Linked DNA regions of Mus musculus: region 1 is linked to region 2. The links are chromatin loops, found by intact Hi-C in ENCODE. Cell type or tissue: gastrocnemius. All regions are shown on one strand. Each heading gives the region's core, and the rest is flanking DNA. Links, peaks and the distances in the headings are about the cores only.

What was found. Hi-C counts contacts between places; a loop is a spot of excess contacts. Peaks named below come from ENCODE experiments on the same cell type or tissue, not always from the same donor. Only the 100,000 strongest peaks of a DNase experiment are listed, where the experiment ranks them.
Region 1: it touches region 2 in a loop (6-fold over the local background); 2 of 42 quality-filtered maps call a loop at or near these places.

The regions. Positions count from the first base shown.
Region 1 is chr10:115,092,535-115,100,879 of GRCm38, reverse strand. The region is part of intron 8 of Tph2 (tryptophan hydroxylase 2); the gene reads left to right. Among named protein-coding and RNA genes, the nearest start is that of Tph2, 88 kb to the left of the region's middle. In gastrocnemius, for the core only: a CTCF peak has its summit at 3,523 (motif pointing right); DNase peaks (open chromatin) are centred at 469, 2,985, 3,540 and 4,490.
Region 2 is chr10:114,451,734-114,460,078 of GRCm38, reverse strand. All of the region lies in intron 12 of Trhde (TRH-degrading enzyme), which reads left to right. Among named protein-coding and RNA genes, the nearest start is that of Gm40766, 310 kb to the left of the region's middle. In gastrocnemius, for the core only: a CTCF peak has its summit at 4,311 (motif pointing left); a DNase peak (open chromatin) is centred at 4,295.

The DNA of each region.
Region 1 (8,345 bases), core at 140-8,139, 640 kb before region 2:
AGCAATCTCCTGAAGAAAGCAGAAACAATTCAGCAAATACTCTGAAAGGGGTAGTGAGCCCCTTTGTGTGTCTCTATACTGATCAGATGACAGATTGCTGGTATTGGACCATCTTTCAGAAGCAGTCCTTCTTTCTGAGCCTTATCCTTTGGCTACGACAGGGACAACCAAGGGGCAGATACTTGTTGGATGTTCTTCCTGTCCCATCCTGGAGCACCCATCTTCTTTAGGCACCAAGCCTTGATCTGTTAGATCATAAAGAAAAAAAATGGTGGTGGTGGTGGAGACAGAATCCACAGTGGATTGCAGAGGATGGGCTTATAATGGCTCTCAAGGAGTTAGGGATAATAGCCCCTTATGCTTGTGGAACTATTTCAGCACTAGGCTGTTGCAAGAAATATTAAAAAACAGAACTGGCCCATTCCCATGGTTATGCCTCTAACTCTCTGCCCTGGCAGCCTGACTGGCCATGCATTGGCAGGCAATGGCTGACCTATTTTTATCTCGTGGAGACTGACTCAGAATTGCACAATCTCTCCACCCAGCTCACTAAGTTCTTACTGCAGGTCATTACCATGCCAGCCCTGTGCATCAAATCCCCCATGACCTTTGTGGTGCACATCTGGCAAACCCACACTTTGCCACCGTACCTTTCTCTCTAACTCTCTTCTGCTTCCTCTCTTCCTCTGTCCAACCCAGAAGTCCCGCCTACTCACCCAGCGACTGGCTCCTTTATTCATTAGGGGATTAATTTACAGGAAGCCACCATATCATGTGACTCATTCCTCATTCCAGACAACCTCTCCCGGGAGAGCAGAATTAACATAAAATGCAAGCAGCACAGAGCCATCCACAACACTAGGCTCTGTCTCGCCATCATGGTAGGTCACAATAACTCTGCACGTGGAAGCTCCATCACTAATAAGAAAAGGCGCTGCTGGATCTGAGGTTGGAAACTCAAGTTCGTTTCATGATTTAATAGTTCCAGAATTTCGGGTCCCAGTTTTCTGACACAAACCATGCAGTCAATAACTTCAATAAAGTCTGCTTCAGTGGCAGGTAGGAAAACAAACTTGTGTAAGAATGCTTTGTTAAGCCTGGCTAGGCTGCCAGTCAATGCTTTGAAGCTTGAGGTAAGTTCTACTGTCTAGTGATAACCCTGCGTTTGGAAGCACCTTGCTATTCAATTGCTGAATACCGTGCTTCTGTGCTTTTGGCATTTCTGGCTCTTCTTCTTGTGTGTTCTTCTTGTTCTCTTATGTTGGACGGGTTTAGGAGCCCTGTAACTAAGCTTGCTTAGAGCTGTGTAGAAGGTAAGACACCGAGGACTGGAATAAGTGAGTGAAGGAGTCTCCTATAAGCAAGGGACACAGAACTTAGCGCACGGAACTTAGATCACAGTTTCAGTCAGGCTCGTTCCAGCTTTCTGTCGTGAACTTCCTCTTGCCTGGGTAAGTGGATAATAGAATTCTAGATGTGAGAGAATGTGTATGATTATTAAGCAAAAATATACTCTACTACTATGAAAGAAAGGGTTTTTTTTTGTAGTTGTTTTTCTTTTTTCTTTTTTTTTTGTTTTTTGTTTTTTTGTTTTTTTGAAAGGTAACAGTACCCATGTCTCAAAGAGAATGCTCCCCGCTCCCCCAAGGCCTCCCCACTCCCTGGGGCCTCGAGTCTCTCCAGGGTTGGGTGCATCTTTTCCCACTGAGGTCAGACCAGGCATCCTCTGCTGTATATGTGTCTGGGGCCTCATATCGGCTGGTGTATGCTGTCTGGTTGGTGGCTCAGTATCCGAGAGAGATTTCAGGGGTTCAGTTTGGTTGAGACTCCTGGTCTTCCTATGGGGTTGCCCTCCTCTTCAGCTTCTTCCAGCCTTTCCCTAATTCAACCCCTGGGGACCCCAACTTCAGTCTAATGGTTGGGTGTTAAGCATCTGTGTCTGTCTCAGCGAGCTGATTGTTGGGCCTCTCAGAGGGCAGACATGCTAGGCTTCTGTCTGTAAGCACACCATAGCATCAGTAATAGTGTCAGGCCTTGGAGCCTTCCCATGAGATGGATCCTGATTTGGGTAGGTCACTGGACCGTCTTTCCCTCAGTCTCTTCTCCATTTTTGTCCCTGTAGTTCTTTTAGACAAGAACAATTCTGGGGCAGAGTTTTTGACTGTGGGGTGGCAACCCCATCCCTCCACTTGATGCCCTGACTTTCTACTGGGGGTCTCTCTCCTCACTATTGGGCATTTCATCTAAGATCTCTCCATTTGAGTCCTGAGAGTTTCTCATCTCCCAGGTCTCTGGTGCATTTTAGAGGCCCCCCCCCCCTCGAGGTTGCATATTTCCATTCTGCTGGCCCTCAGGGCTTCTGTCCTGTCTCTCTGTACCCCTCGCCCCATACCTGATCATGTTTTCCCTTTCCCTTTCACCTCCCCTCTCCCACCCAGGTCTCTCCCTCTGACTCCTGTGATTGTTTTCTTCTCCTTCCCAAGTGGGATTGGAGCACCCTCACTTGGGCCCCACAGAGAGACCTTTTCCTATCATCACATGAAACCATTCTGTATTATGTTGGCATGATTTCACATTGGTGGACTTGACTCTTCCTTTTTTTTTTTTCCTGGATATTTTCTTTATTTACATTTCAAGTGTTTTCCCCTTTCCAGGTCCCCTCTTCAGAAACCCCCTATTCCATCCCCTCTCTCCCTGCCTCTATGAGGGTACTCCCCCACCCACCCACCCACTCCCATCCTCCCATCTTGCATTCCCCTATACTGGGGCATTGAACACCCTCAGGCCCGAGGACCTCTCCTCCCATTGATGTCCAACAAGACCATCCTCTGCCACATCTGTGGCCAGTGCCATGAGTCTCTCCATGTGTATTCTTTGGTTGGTGGTCCAGTCCCCAGTAAGCTTCGGGGTGCCTGGCCTGTTGACTCTGTTGCTCCCCACATGGGGCTGCAAACCCCCTCAGCTCCTTCAGTCCCTTCTCCATCTCCTCCATCGGGGACCCCCGAGCTCAGTCCGATGGTTGGCTGTGAGCTTCCTCTTCTGTATTTGTCAGGCTCTGGCAGAGCCTCTCAGGAGACAGCCATATCAGGCTTCTATCAGCAAGCACTTCCCAGCATCCACAATAGCGTACGGGTTTGATGGCTGTATATGGGATGGATCCCCAGGTGGGGCAGTCTCTGGATGGCTTTTCCTTCAGTTTCTGCTCCACACTTTGTCTCTATATTTCCTCCTGTGAGTATTTTGTTCCCCCTTCTGAAAAGCACTGAAGCATCCACATTTTGATCATCCTTCTTCCTTCTTCATAGGGTCTGTGAATTGAACCTTGGGTATTCCGAACTTTTGGGCTAACATCTGCTTATCAGTGTGTACATACCGTGTTTGTTCCTTTGTGACTGAGTCCCCTCACTCAGGATGATATTCTCATGTTCCATCCATTTTGCAGACTTGGTTCTTTCAAACTTTGATTGCTATCTATCAGGCTGGTATGTCTTGAGAGTGGTGTATTACCCTCAGTGATCTGAAGATGGCAGCATTGTGCACCCTATCTGTTTTTCCCTGAGCCCTCCCTAGGTGTGTTCCACAGCCCTTCAGAGTTCAGATTGTCGACACTCAGGCTGTCTTTTTCCGCTTAATGACTGTGAATGTAAATTACTCTGCTTTCTTCTGCGGAAGAGGCCCCATCTATCATTCCTGTTTTGGTTTTAAGCTAATGATTATATGTAATTATATTCAAATAAAATATTTACAAATAATTATATATCACTAGTGCGTAAAAGATTTAGAATTCATGATCGTCAGTGCTGATGAAAGGTAGCCTTCAATTTGGGAGGTGTTGGTTTTATTATTATTATTTGTTTCTGTTTCAAAGACATTAGCGGCCAAGAATCAGCAATTCTCTTTTGCAGGTGTTTTTACAAGGCTCAGTGTTTTTATTTTTTTTCTTTACCTCTTGCATATTTATTTTGTGATAATAGGTAGGATATTTGTCTGGAAAAATCTCAAGGGAATATATTATAGATCCACATCTGGAGAGTTCTGTGAGAAAAAGAAATTATATCTTAAAATTTCCAGAAGCAGTTAGCTGTCATTGAACTCTAAGACATTTTGGGGGGGGGGTGTCAATCAGTTCAACTCTAAGCTGGCTTTGCATAGGAAGCCAGGCGGTAGACATGTGTGGTCGGTCCCTCCCTTAAGTCAGTGATCTGACGGAGGTCTTCACTACTATTGAAAACAAAAAAAGCATCTCTAGTAAGTCCCTAATCCCAAATTTGCCAACACTTCAGTTTTAGATATGATTCTTCATTACTTATAATCTGTCAGCCACACACAGAGCTGACAATGGAAAGCCGTGTCAGAGCAAAAGGTCTGGTTCTATGAGGAAAGCAGGCTGCAGAAGCTGAAACCAGGGTTTTCTTTATGATGCATGCAGGAAGCCAGAGGGGAAGGTAGGCAGACAAGGACCAGATGGAGCCCTGTAAGGGCAGAGCTTTTGGAGGAACTCCCAGATGTGGAGAGGGGCCAGAGAGCTCTAGAGTCAGGGGATAGAAGATCCACAAGGCTCTTCTTCCCTTGGAGGCCATTCTGCTGCTAGAAGTGTATTAGCTAAGGATACACTGTATAATCCATCATCTCAACATTTGAGTCTTTGGTTAAACCAATGCAGGCCTTTTAATCCTTGCTATAAAATCAGACAGAAAGCCAAATCCAGGGGAAGATGCTGTGGCTGATGTGGTAGAGTTTTCTCGGAAGCTCTGTCAGCCTGCTTTGATTCAGGTGGTAACTGTGGCTGTGCATTATGTATGCAATGATGCAGTGTAGGGGAAATTTCAACTGCAATTGATAGTTGACCTACACCCTCCTGTAGTTGGCACCGTATGTGTGTTTTAGATACCTTTAAGTATGACAACACATTTGCCCACAGAGTTTTCTGTATTCGACATGAAGCCTCCAAGGATATTATGTGGTGAGCTAAAAATGCAAGATTAGTCAGGGAGGCGAACCAAAGGCACTCTAAGGAGATGCCATGAACTTCCAGACGCCATGAGCTTCCAGCTGTCTTGTTCCAGACTTTCATTTCCCCATCATTTGGCTGTAAAGGGAAATCACACACCTACTAAGTTTTTATTTAGAAACCTTAAACATGGCAGATGCTGATGTTGGGCTTTGTAAGACACTGAGCTCTGGATCTTGTAAATGTCACTGTTTGGATGAGTCCTGGATATATCACCCACCTTCCTAAGTGTAAGAATTTCATTTTGTGACATAGAGGGGCCTTGTTGCCGTGTGTCTTCCAGGCTTCTCTGTGAATATTGAGTATTTTGCTTCCCTGTGAGCAGGACTGGGCACAGTTGTTCGGATGACAGACTTGAGGCTTTTCTTGTAACTTCTCCACATGTTAGCAACTCTTATTTTTAGTTATTCTCATGAGATCTCGGTGAGACAGACTTCTTCTAACATCTTGACATCCCACCTATGGCCCCTCCTCACCTCTCATGGTGCTGAGGATAAAGATCAGTGTTAATGAACAAAATATTCCTAGAGATGCGATACCATCCCTGGTCGATTTATAGTAATTCCTGAAACACTGTAAGAGCTTGCGAGCACCGGCTGATAAATCCTGAATGGATGGGCAAATGAATACCAAGTTAGGTTTGTGTGTCTACGCTGAAGTAAGAGAAAATGAAGGCATCAAAGGACCTGAGTTATACTCTGGCATCTGCTTCTCTAAGCTCGGTGACTGTCTCCCTCCCGACAGTGGCTTCCATTCACAGACTCATTCACCTACTCGACAGATATCTCTAGCAATTATTTGATGCTAGACTCTAGTCTAAATGCTAAGATTTTTGCATTGAAGAAGAAGGCAAACCCCTGGTCCAATCATGGCTCATACTACTGAGTGATGCAGCAATAACAGTCAATGGACAGGATGATGTTGGGTGGAAGATGTTCTTCACGTAACATGTCAGACAGATACTAAGCAGAGAGCATGGCTGCTCTCATGGTCAGGGAAGCCCTCTATGACTAGGTTGACATTTAAGCTGCAATCGTTTTCATGAACCAACTCTGAACTGAGAAGGGAAACTTCAGAGAGGCTTCCTCCAGCAGCAGATGGGAGTGGTTGCAGAGGCCCACAGTCAGACATTATGCGGAGAGTGTGTCTAAAATTGAGGTCGACCCTTGGAGATCAGGGAAGATCCTGCAGAAGGCCAGAAGGGAAGGAAAAATGGAAGTCAGAGGGGTTGGGGGTAGAGATACTAGGAAAACATGGCACACTGAATCAACTAATCAGGGCTCACATGGGCTTACAGAGGCCGGAATGGCAAGCACAGGGCCTGTGTGTTATGGCTGTTGGCTTGGTGTTCTTGTGAGACTCCTAATGGTGGGAGCCAGTGTATCTCTGACTCTTTTGCCTGCTCATGGGACTCTTTTCTTCCTATTGAGTTATATAATCTAGCTTCGATTAGAAGGCCTTGGCCTTGTCTTATTGTACCTTGCTTTGTCATGATGAGCTGTCATCTCTTTTCTGAAGAGGAAACAGAGAGGCGGTGATTCTGGGGGGAGAGAGGAGGTAGGGGGGGGAGCTAGGGGGAATGGAGGGAGGGTGGTTGGGACGTGTTTTATGAGAGAAGAATTGATTTCTAATTAAAAAAAATCACAGGAAAGAAAGAAGATGACCACTATATGAATACCTATAGAGAAGAGTGTTCCACCAGAGGGAAGAGCAAGCATAAAAATCCGGAAGCCAGATTCATTTATATTTCCAGGGGCATCAGAGTGCAGTTGTGTGGTTTATGGCAGGAAAGCATGCTCTTTTGCAGCCTTTAGAACATCATGGTGAGCTGGGCATAGAAATATAGCCAATAACGGGACTGCAAAATCCAGTGTGAAGTTCCACTGTTGTGGCAACTCTATAGAGGCTCACTGAGGTGACAGACTTTGGACCTGGTTAATTTTGTAATTTTTTTTATTTGCAAATTCCTTATAATAAAGTTTTAATAAACAAGCCGCTGTCTTAGCTAGGGGTTCTATTGCTGCAATAAAACATCAAGACTGAAGGCAAGGAGGGAAGGAGAGGATTCGTTTCATCCCGCAGCTTGGTGTTATCATCTAAGGCAGGCAGATCAGGAACTCACTGGCAGGCACCTGGAATTTGGAGCTGGCACAGCAGGCATAGAGAAAGCTTGCTTATTGACTCACTCCATCTGGTTTGCTCAGTCTTTCTCCCAGCAACCAGGACCACCAGCCTAGGAGTGACACCACCCCCAATGGTCTGTGACACCACCCACAGTTAACCATCAGAAACCATCAAGAAAAGGCTGACCTTATGGAGGCATTTTTTTTTTCAATTAAAAGTCTCCCTTCCGAGATAAGTTTAGATTTGTGTCAAGTTGATAAATCCGAGCAGCATAGCCACTTTATGGATCTGCCCCAAATCCCCTGAGGTGGAGGGCTTTACCTAGAATGATGCTAAGCATCCTGTAACACAGGGCAGCCTCTCCAAACAAGTTTTAAAGTATTATAGCAGGAACTGTGGGGGTGTCTCTATGTAAAAGCTAGGGGTCTCCACAGCCACAAAAGCATCTCCTACAGGAGGACCTAATTGAGGACTGCCCAAGAGACCAGGGATTGCTAGTGCAGACAATGCCGATCAGGAACTGCTGTTTAGGAGAGATGCTTTCTTGGGACCAATGGGGGCATGAGTGGAGTGTACTAAAGGAGCTTGCAGCAGTGCTCAGATGAGCTTGTTGCAGCACCTGCTCCCTGAGTCTGTGTGGTTGACGCTGTGTCAACCTACTTCCAACCCCCAAGGGCAGGTAGGGTCGGTCAGAGCACAGGCAACAAAGTATCAACGGTGCTGGGCAACAAAGTATCAATGGTGCTGGGCAACAAAGTATCAACGGTGCTGGGATTTATTTTGCTTTTAGGGAATAATCGGTGCTGCATAGACTTTATACTTCAGTGTAGAGAGATAGATTAAAGCAGTTTATATTGTGCATAAAAGTACCCCAGATACTGCGGAAAAGCAGTATATTGTAAAACAAATAAAACATGGGACAGGGTAAGGAAGCATATTCATTGGTGGCATGGTCTTTAATTTTGGCTTTTTTTTTTTTTTTGGGGGGGGGGGAACTGAATTAGGAAGGAGGCCTTGCATCTGGAGGTGAAGCCCCATGGCTTGGAAGTGGCCAATCCTTTAGGTGCAGCTCAGTTATGCAGAGCATGGGACTGCTCAACCTCGGAGGTTATCCCTGCATTAAAAAGCAAACAAAACCCTTCAGAATCAAAGGACATTTCAACCTCTGGGTAAAAATAGAGCAAGCTGTCATGGGCTAGAAATTATAATT
Region 2 (8,345 bases), core at 263-8,262:
TCAACATTAGAGAAAATCGAGGAAAAGTTAAGGTCTTCTACTTCTGGCAACAGAGTCCAGCATTAATTAAATATTTCTAAACCACTACTGTGTGTGTTGGATGGCTATCCCCTGGAAGCTGCTGTTGAAACAGAGAAAGTTATATAACAATTAGAAATGCTGGCTTTCAGACAACCCTTTTCAGGGCATGCTGTAGTGGTCCAAGCAAAATATTTTGGAGAATACAAAATGAAGATATGCTATTCTGATATTGTGTAGAGTTAGCAGCAGGTTTCAGATAATTTCAGTGGATTTTTATTCTATGAACTTAGCTTTTCAGGTCAATCTCAAACTCAACATACAAATCCTTCCCTGAGTTGTTACCGTCATTTTGATGCTACCATTTACCTCACAGTACTTGTGTCTCCATCAATGTGTTCAGTTTGGTCCTTTATTTCTTCAGGTCATCGATTCCTACTGTAATAAGGATAAATTACTCAAAACATAACTGCCATGTCTGCTTGTATAAAGGTGATTACAAGCAGGCACATGCATTTTGTTTCCTGACATATCTTTTCCTATATTGTGAATTATATATTTGAAGTCCCTTTTCTATCTTGGTGGCAATAAAAGTGTATTTTTACTTTCCCCATTTCATCTGTAATGACTCTGGCTAGCTCTTACCTCTAATTTGGAATGGAGCATAATATTCGGAGAGGTGGGAAAATATCACTTTAAGTCATAAAGAGTTAGATTAGCTGTTTCATTTCTCTGTAAGTACAGAATATTTTACTAAGATTATAGAAGGAGAAAATGCACAGCACACACAGGAGGTGGATTCTTCCCTGTCCCTTTTCCATCACTTTGTATTGCTTGAAACTCGTTTTTTGATGTGCTTCACTATAGCTAATGACAGCTATCTAGTTTAAGAGAAGTGAAGATGATAGCCCATTAATTGTTATTAAATTTTTTAAAAGTGCTGTATTTTCATGCATGCAATAGAACAAAATGTTTAAGACTAAAAAGAACAGAAATATTTCCCATGTGGTATGTGGTTGTGCATCAGACAAGTAATGGAATACTTTGGACTATTTTGCTTTCTGATAATCAAGTCAACCTTCTCATTTTTTTTTTCCTCTGTGGTCCCAACATGCTGTCAGCCCCGCTTCCCACTCCTGACTTAAGCACATGATTCAAAATGACTTTGGAGAGTTGTGCTGCTCAGGGATTTATAGGAGTTTGTTTGTAGAATCCACACCGCTGTACGGCAACCCTGTCGTTTTGGTGACAGAGCCAGTTTAACTCGTCTAGGATTTATGAAGGAGATAATTCAGAATAGCGTAATAATTTTCCCTTGGCGATTACACTATCATTTGGTGCTTTATCCCGAACAGGGAAAATGGATGTGTTGGGTTCTGTACGTGGGTTTAGTGGCTTGATGGAAGGAACAAATCAAGGGCAGAATACAGATGTTGAACATGTGGCTGCCAAGGTCTAGTTCTGGGTCTCCCTTCTGAAAGCTGTCCACCATTTTTGAGCATCTCTTTACAGTTGACAAAATGCTCTCACACTTCTTCCCCTTTGTCCTTGCGGACCCTAGAGGTTGAAGTTCAAATACAACTATACTGATGCCTCTGGAGCTAACTGGTGGTAGACTATTTTCAGGGTTCCTTCTGAGATTTTTGAGGTGAGCTGGGATATCTCTGGGTCTCTCTCTAGGACTTAAACCTTCTTCAAATAGTGTTAAGAATATCATGGACTTCCTAAAAAACATTAGGTTAAATACTAACATTATCTTCATTTAAAATATGTCCCTGAAGGATTAGGTAATATTTCAGAGTAACTGTACATTGGGTATAGTACAAATAATTTGAGGTTTTGATTATATAATGCATATACAGAACTAATAGCTAAATGGATACACACAGAGTGTGTGTATATATATATATATATATATATATATATATATATATATATATATATATATGGGTCATTGGTGATTGATGTGTGTGTGTGTGTGTGTGTGTTTGTGTGTTTGTGTTTGGTTACTTTTCTTTCTCTTTAGGACAAGTTGCTGTTTGACAAAGATTGAAAACATTCACTTAGAAATTTACTTAGAGGTGGTTGGAATGGTTATATGTTAGCATCTACCTTGATAATATGAATTTAGATAATCTGTCTGTCTAGAACATGCAAAGCATCACATACATGTAGCCTTTATCTCCGGGATCTGAAGGATACATTTAATCAAAATACTGAACAATGGTGAATTAAACCTATTTTTCCAGCAGAACAGTATTAGAACAGATTCTCCGGCCCTTCTGAAAAGTTCTGAGGGACGAAAACATATAAAGTTTTAATATTTGAACACACGTGTGTATTATAATCAAATCTATATGAAAAGCATAACTTTCAACCAACTTTACACCGAAGATTTGCCAGGTTATTTTTAAGTTATGTGGTTTGAGGAATATTTTTCTTTTCTAGTTTCCTGTTATTCACAGATTTCTCTCAATGCAGTCATATAGAAAATTAGAAGACTTTCTTATTCATGGGCCTTTAGGAAGATGATTTAATACCCTTGTGGAGGCAAACCAAGCCTCTGCAAAATCTTCCTTTTATTATTTATTTATTTATTTATTTATTTATTTATTTTATTCCAATGTAACTTTTTACTTTACTAGAAAACGTCACAGTGAAATAAACAGAGCTGATTTAGGGATTCTGTTTCCCGTGGAAATCATAAATTATCTTAAAATATTCTTATGTCCAATCAATATATATATTTCACTTGAATTTCCTATTAATTCTACTAATTCCAAATGGAAATATGAAGTTTCCTGGATACAGAGTGTATTTTATTTTAAAATATATTTTCTCATCAATTAAAGGATTTATTATTGGTCTCCTCTAAGTTATCACATTTGCATGAAGAATACTGAGAGACTCCTTTGCTTCTGATACCATCAAAAGCAAATCTTTTGCTTGGAAAATGTCAAAAAGTCAGTGGTTGTGGCTTCTTGCCATCCATTTCACTTACTAAATATAAAATTTCCAAGCCAGCATATCATGAGCAGATCAATTGGGAAACCATAATTAGCTTCTTTCTTATCTGGAAAGATCATGTGGCCCATTTGAGTTTGTCTTCCCCAGTAACCAGAGTCAGGCTTTGAAAGCATACATCAGAGCACCTTGTCATTCTCCAGCTCTAACCGTGACTTTCATCATACGTGAGAAACAATCTCACTCCTCACGTGCACTGGGTGTAGATGCCCATTTAAGGGTGTGCAGACTGGTGGGCCTGAAGTGCCGGAGTGTCTGTGTTAAGTATCTCAGATCATACCAAATTCCATCGAGACATAGCAGAAGGCTGCTGAAGAGGTAGACAAGAATTTAATGAGGATGGATTTCACTCTGTCTGCACTGCTCTACAGGACAGTACTACCAGGCATGCACTAGACCTCAGGCTCTCTTCTGTGGCCCGGCCAGTGTACTTTGGCCATGAGGCAAGCGAAAGATGATTGCAAAGGCCAGGTGTGGACTACCTGCATAACAGGCTCAACTCTTTCAATATTAATTACAGATGTGTATCTATCTATTTTCCTAGTAAGCCAATAAAGCACTTGTAGATAAAAACTATTGAAGAAAAACATTGAGGAGCATATCAATATGTCCAGATAATTTTGATGGACACTTTTTATGGGCTTTTCTATAATCTCTATTTAACTTCTGCTGACCCAAAATATTGTCTTCCAGCCAGTTTTCCAATTTGATGAACCTTCAGTTTAAGAGTTACTTCAATATAAATATTATCAGCTCACAAAGCTTATAAGTATGAAAGGGGAGGAGATTAATTTATTTCCTACTGTTAATGATTGCACGTGAAAGGTCACGTTTTTAGCCAATGTAAAGGAACCTTGAGTTATACAACCTCTTCTTTCATGAATCCTTATGTCTCTACCACACCTTCAATGATAAATAGAGTGTCTGTACTTTTTGCTCTTGTTTCTATGAAAAAAAATACCTGCAATAAGCAACTTAGAGGGAAAATGGCCTTTGACTCACAGTTTCAGAGGTCCTCTGTTCATCATGATAAAGAAGACATGGCGGTGGCAGCAGTAGGAGCATCAGCGTCAGCATCTCAACTGATGGGGTAGAAACTTGTGACTGCCTATTTCCACAGCTCAGCACAGAAGACAGCAAACTTAGACTGCAATGAGATGCATGTCGGACATTTGAGAGCCCACCTGTAGTGCACTCTCTGAGACCCCACAATGCAAGGATAACATAACCTCCCAAATAGTGCCACCTGCTGGTTGGAATATTTTGGGCTGAACCTTTCCTGGCCCCCGCCACCCCTAGCACTAGCTTGATTTACTTTGAACTTCTATAACAGGTTATATTATATTAGGTATTTTTGTACTATTTATGTACAATGTCCCTGTCTTCTTAAAGCCCTTTAACCATCATTGAAAATATTTACTTTTGAGGAAATCATGATAATGTGTAAATTTAAGAAGATTTGGCAAATGCTCTTGATTTCTTTCAAAGTGATACAATATTATTGACACAATTTGAGGAATATCTATCAAGTGCCTATTTAGTGCCAGTTTTTGCTTTATGATATGGGCTAAAATGATGTATGGAACATGCTTTCTTTGTTTCTTTTTTTATTTACTCTTTTAAGTAAAGTTTAATGGATTTTAGAAAGTCATATATATAAAAGAAATCTAACACTATCATAAGTATCCAGTTTTGGACTCTTCAAACTTCCTCACATAGCCTTTTAAGCTATTTGTAGTTGTGAATTTCAAGGCAGTCCTGCCAAGACTCCAAAATTAAAAACCGATGATTTGTCTCAAACGGATATCTGCAGAACATTTCATCCAAACACAAAAGTGGCCTGGTTTTCTGTTTGTTTGTTTGTTTGTTTCGATTCTTAATGACTTCAATTTCCTTGGTGATTATTGGTGTAGTAAAATTGTCTATCTGATCTTGATTTAACTTTGGTAAGTGGTTCGTTTCTTTTAGATATTTCAATTTTGCAGAATGTGGGTTTTTGAAGTATGACTGTATTTCCTTGATGTCTATGGTTTTGTCCCCCTTTTCACTTCTGATTTTGTTAATTTGGATATACTCTCTCTGCTTTTTAGTTACTTTGGATCAGGGTTTGTCTATCTTGTTGACTTTCTCAAAGGACTAAGTCTTTGTTTCATTGATTCTTTGCATTGTTCTCTTTTGTTGTTATTTTATTGATTTTTAACCCTCAGTTTGATTTTTTTATCATCTACTCCTTTTGGATGTGTTTGCTTCTTTTTGTTCTAGAGGGTGCAGATGTCCAGTTAAGTCACTAATACGCTATTTGTATACTTTCTTTATGAAGGCACCTAGTACTCTGATCTTTCCTCTTAGAATCACTTTAATTTTGTTCCGTAAGTTTGGGTATGTTGTGCAGTCACTTTCAATGAATTCTAGGATGCCTTTGATTTCTGTCTTTATTTCTTTCTTGACTCAGTTGTCAATGACTAGAGAGTTCTTCAATTTCTATGAATTTGTAGGCTTTCTGTTGTTACTGTTGTTTAAATCTAGCTTTAATCCACTGTATCTGATAGGAAACAGGGGTTTATTTCAATTTTCTTGTATCTGCTGAGACTTGGTTTGTTACCATGTGTGTGGTCCATTTTGGAAAAGTTTCCATGTTATCATGGTTTCTTTTTTAAAGGTCTGACCCCACTTAATTAAAAGAATTATTTGATAAAGCATTGACATGTTCAATAGTTATTATTATTATTGTTGTTGTTGTTGTTGTTGTTGTTGTTATTATTATTTTCAAGATAGGGGTGCCTTTTGTAGCCCAGGTTTTCCTGGAACTCAGTATAAAGATCAAGCTGGCATCAAACTCTGAGATCTGCCTGCCTTTGATGGGATTAAAGGCATGTGCCACCATGCCTGGCTTATACTACTTATTTATAACAGTTATACTAGGCATTGGATCTAAGTGCCACAGAAGCCCAGAAAACAGTTCCTAAGTCTTCAGAACAGCTTTCTTGAAGAATAGGAACAGGAGGAGGAGCTGGCAGAACCATTTCCTGTGCCACCTCTCATATTCTGAATTAGATGGAGCTACAAAAAGTTAACTTCTTTTTTCATCGTTGAGGACAATAGTTCAGCAAAAAATGGGCTGTGCATCTTTTTCCTCAAAAGCTGTACAGTTGGCTGCATGAGGTACCCCCCCCCCACACACACACACCATGATTTCTCTCCTTTATTCTCTGCTCCAAGTGCTATTGGGGCCTTTATCTGAGCTGTAAAAATCTTTCTGCAGAGAACACACAAAAGTCATTTAATCATGAATATTAAAGAATAACAAAAAAGTAAATCTTTTCAATTGAGCATTTCAGCAACACTTTAAAATGTGTGCCTAACAGACATGAACAGTGCCTTTTGTCTTTTTCATATATTATGAATTACGTAGTAAGCTACTTATTAGCTTTAAATGACTCCTCAATTAAGCAGTAAATGGGCATGTGAGAGAGTGAATGAGTGAGTGTGTGTGTGTGTGTGTGTGTGTGTGTGTGTGTGAATATTCTGAGGATATTGCTTTCCAATCCGTACATTTGAAGCATGGAAGAATCGATTATCTTTTTTAAAAAAGTATTAGAAATAAGTTATTTGTATGAAGCTAACCATCACTGAAGACCCAAGAGTTCACCTTTACAGGGATTTAGAGTAGGTTTGCAACAGCACCTCTGGATCTTAGCTGAAAATAACTAGTTAGGACCAGAGCATTTGAAAATTGGCCAATATAGTCTGACTTTAATCTCCTTCTTATAAAAATGCTGTCTTGTATGCCTCAAGATATATTTCATTGCAAGCTCCAGAGAACTGGGAGGGGAGGAGGGGAAGCAGAGGAAGGCAAGGGGAGGGTGTGGGATCCCCAGAGGATGGAGAACCAGCTGTATGGTGCCTGTGCACACGCAATATCTTTAATGTTCCTCATTGCCTTGTCTCTGGTTTCTTACATCCACCCCCACCACATTAGTGGAGAGAGGAGGCATCAGATAAGACATTTCCCCAAATGTTAGTAAATACGATTGCATGGCGGACATTCTTAAGACCTGCTCTTCTCCCACATAGCTAGCAACACTCACCACTGGTGATGTGAATTTAAGGAAAGTATTTCAACATCAGGACACTTACATGCTCTCTACTGTGCTGATTTCTTCAGTCTGATGTGGTGCGCCGTTCACTGGAATCCACACTTTTCCCTATATTGATTTTATTATCAGTAGTAGTAATCACCGAATCATTACCAGCCAATTACACAAACACATCTAAGCTAGGTAAGCAACATTATCTTCTACTATCTGTCATTTTGTAAACGAAGCTGATCATCTTCCTGGCCAATTAAGGGTAGCTCCATATTTTGATCTAGCCGACTTAACAGCAAGTATATTGAATTATGTAGTAGGTAATTACTTACGTATGGTGGTAGTGTGGCAGAAGGAGGGTAATTTGAGTGTAATCTGCTTCTTATTCTTTTTGAAAACTGCATTAGAGAAGGTTAACTGCTTAAAAAAAGATCTTGGCATGTTTGTGGGTTGAATAAAATAGTAGTTATTTTTCCTAGCACAATAGGTCTGGGATAGGTGAGTAGATTTGCCAAGCAATTCTCCAGGGCTTCAGGGAAATATTAAATATAAAGTCACACTAACCCTGGCAGTGATTCACATTTATACTATGTTATTAGATCTTTGTCACATGGCTATGCCTAACTATCAGGAATACTAGGGACTGTGGTCTCTCTAAGGAAGAAACAGAAAATTCAGGCTTTGCTGTGTGGTGGCAATATCTGTCATAAGGCTTCAATCTGTAATTGCTCTGTTTCTGTGTGTATTAATTACTTCCCTTGCCTTATTGTTTGTTATGTGGGACTTCTACCAGGCTAGCCTCACTTTTCTTCCTCTGTTGCAGAATGCTAGATGTCTTTAAATACCTACTTCTGAGCCCTGCCTCTCAGACTTAAGTGTATTAGCAGTTAAAGAATAACATACAACAATATTTTGAGACTTTTTCAAGTTCTCAAACTTGTAATTATTTTTAGCAATTTCTATTGAAAATATATAGGAAAACATTAAATAGTTGGTGCCAAAAGGTTTTTTTGTTTGTTTGTTTGGGTTTTTGTTGTTGGGTTTTGGGGGTTATATATATATTTTTTTCTTTATTTATACTTCAAATGTTTTCCCCTTTCCAGGTCTCCCCTTTGGAACCCCCTATCCCATCCCCCTCCCCCTGCCTCTATGAGGGTGCTCCTCCACCCACCCACCCATTCCCTTCTTCCCATCCTGGCATTCCCCTACACTGGG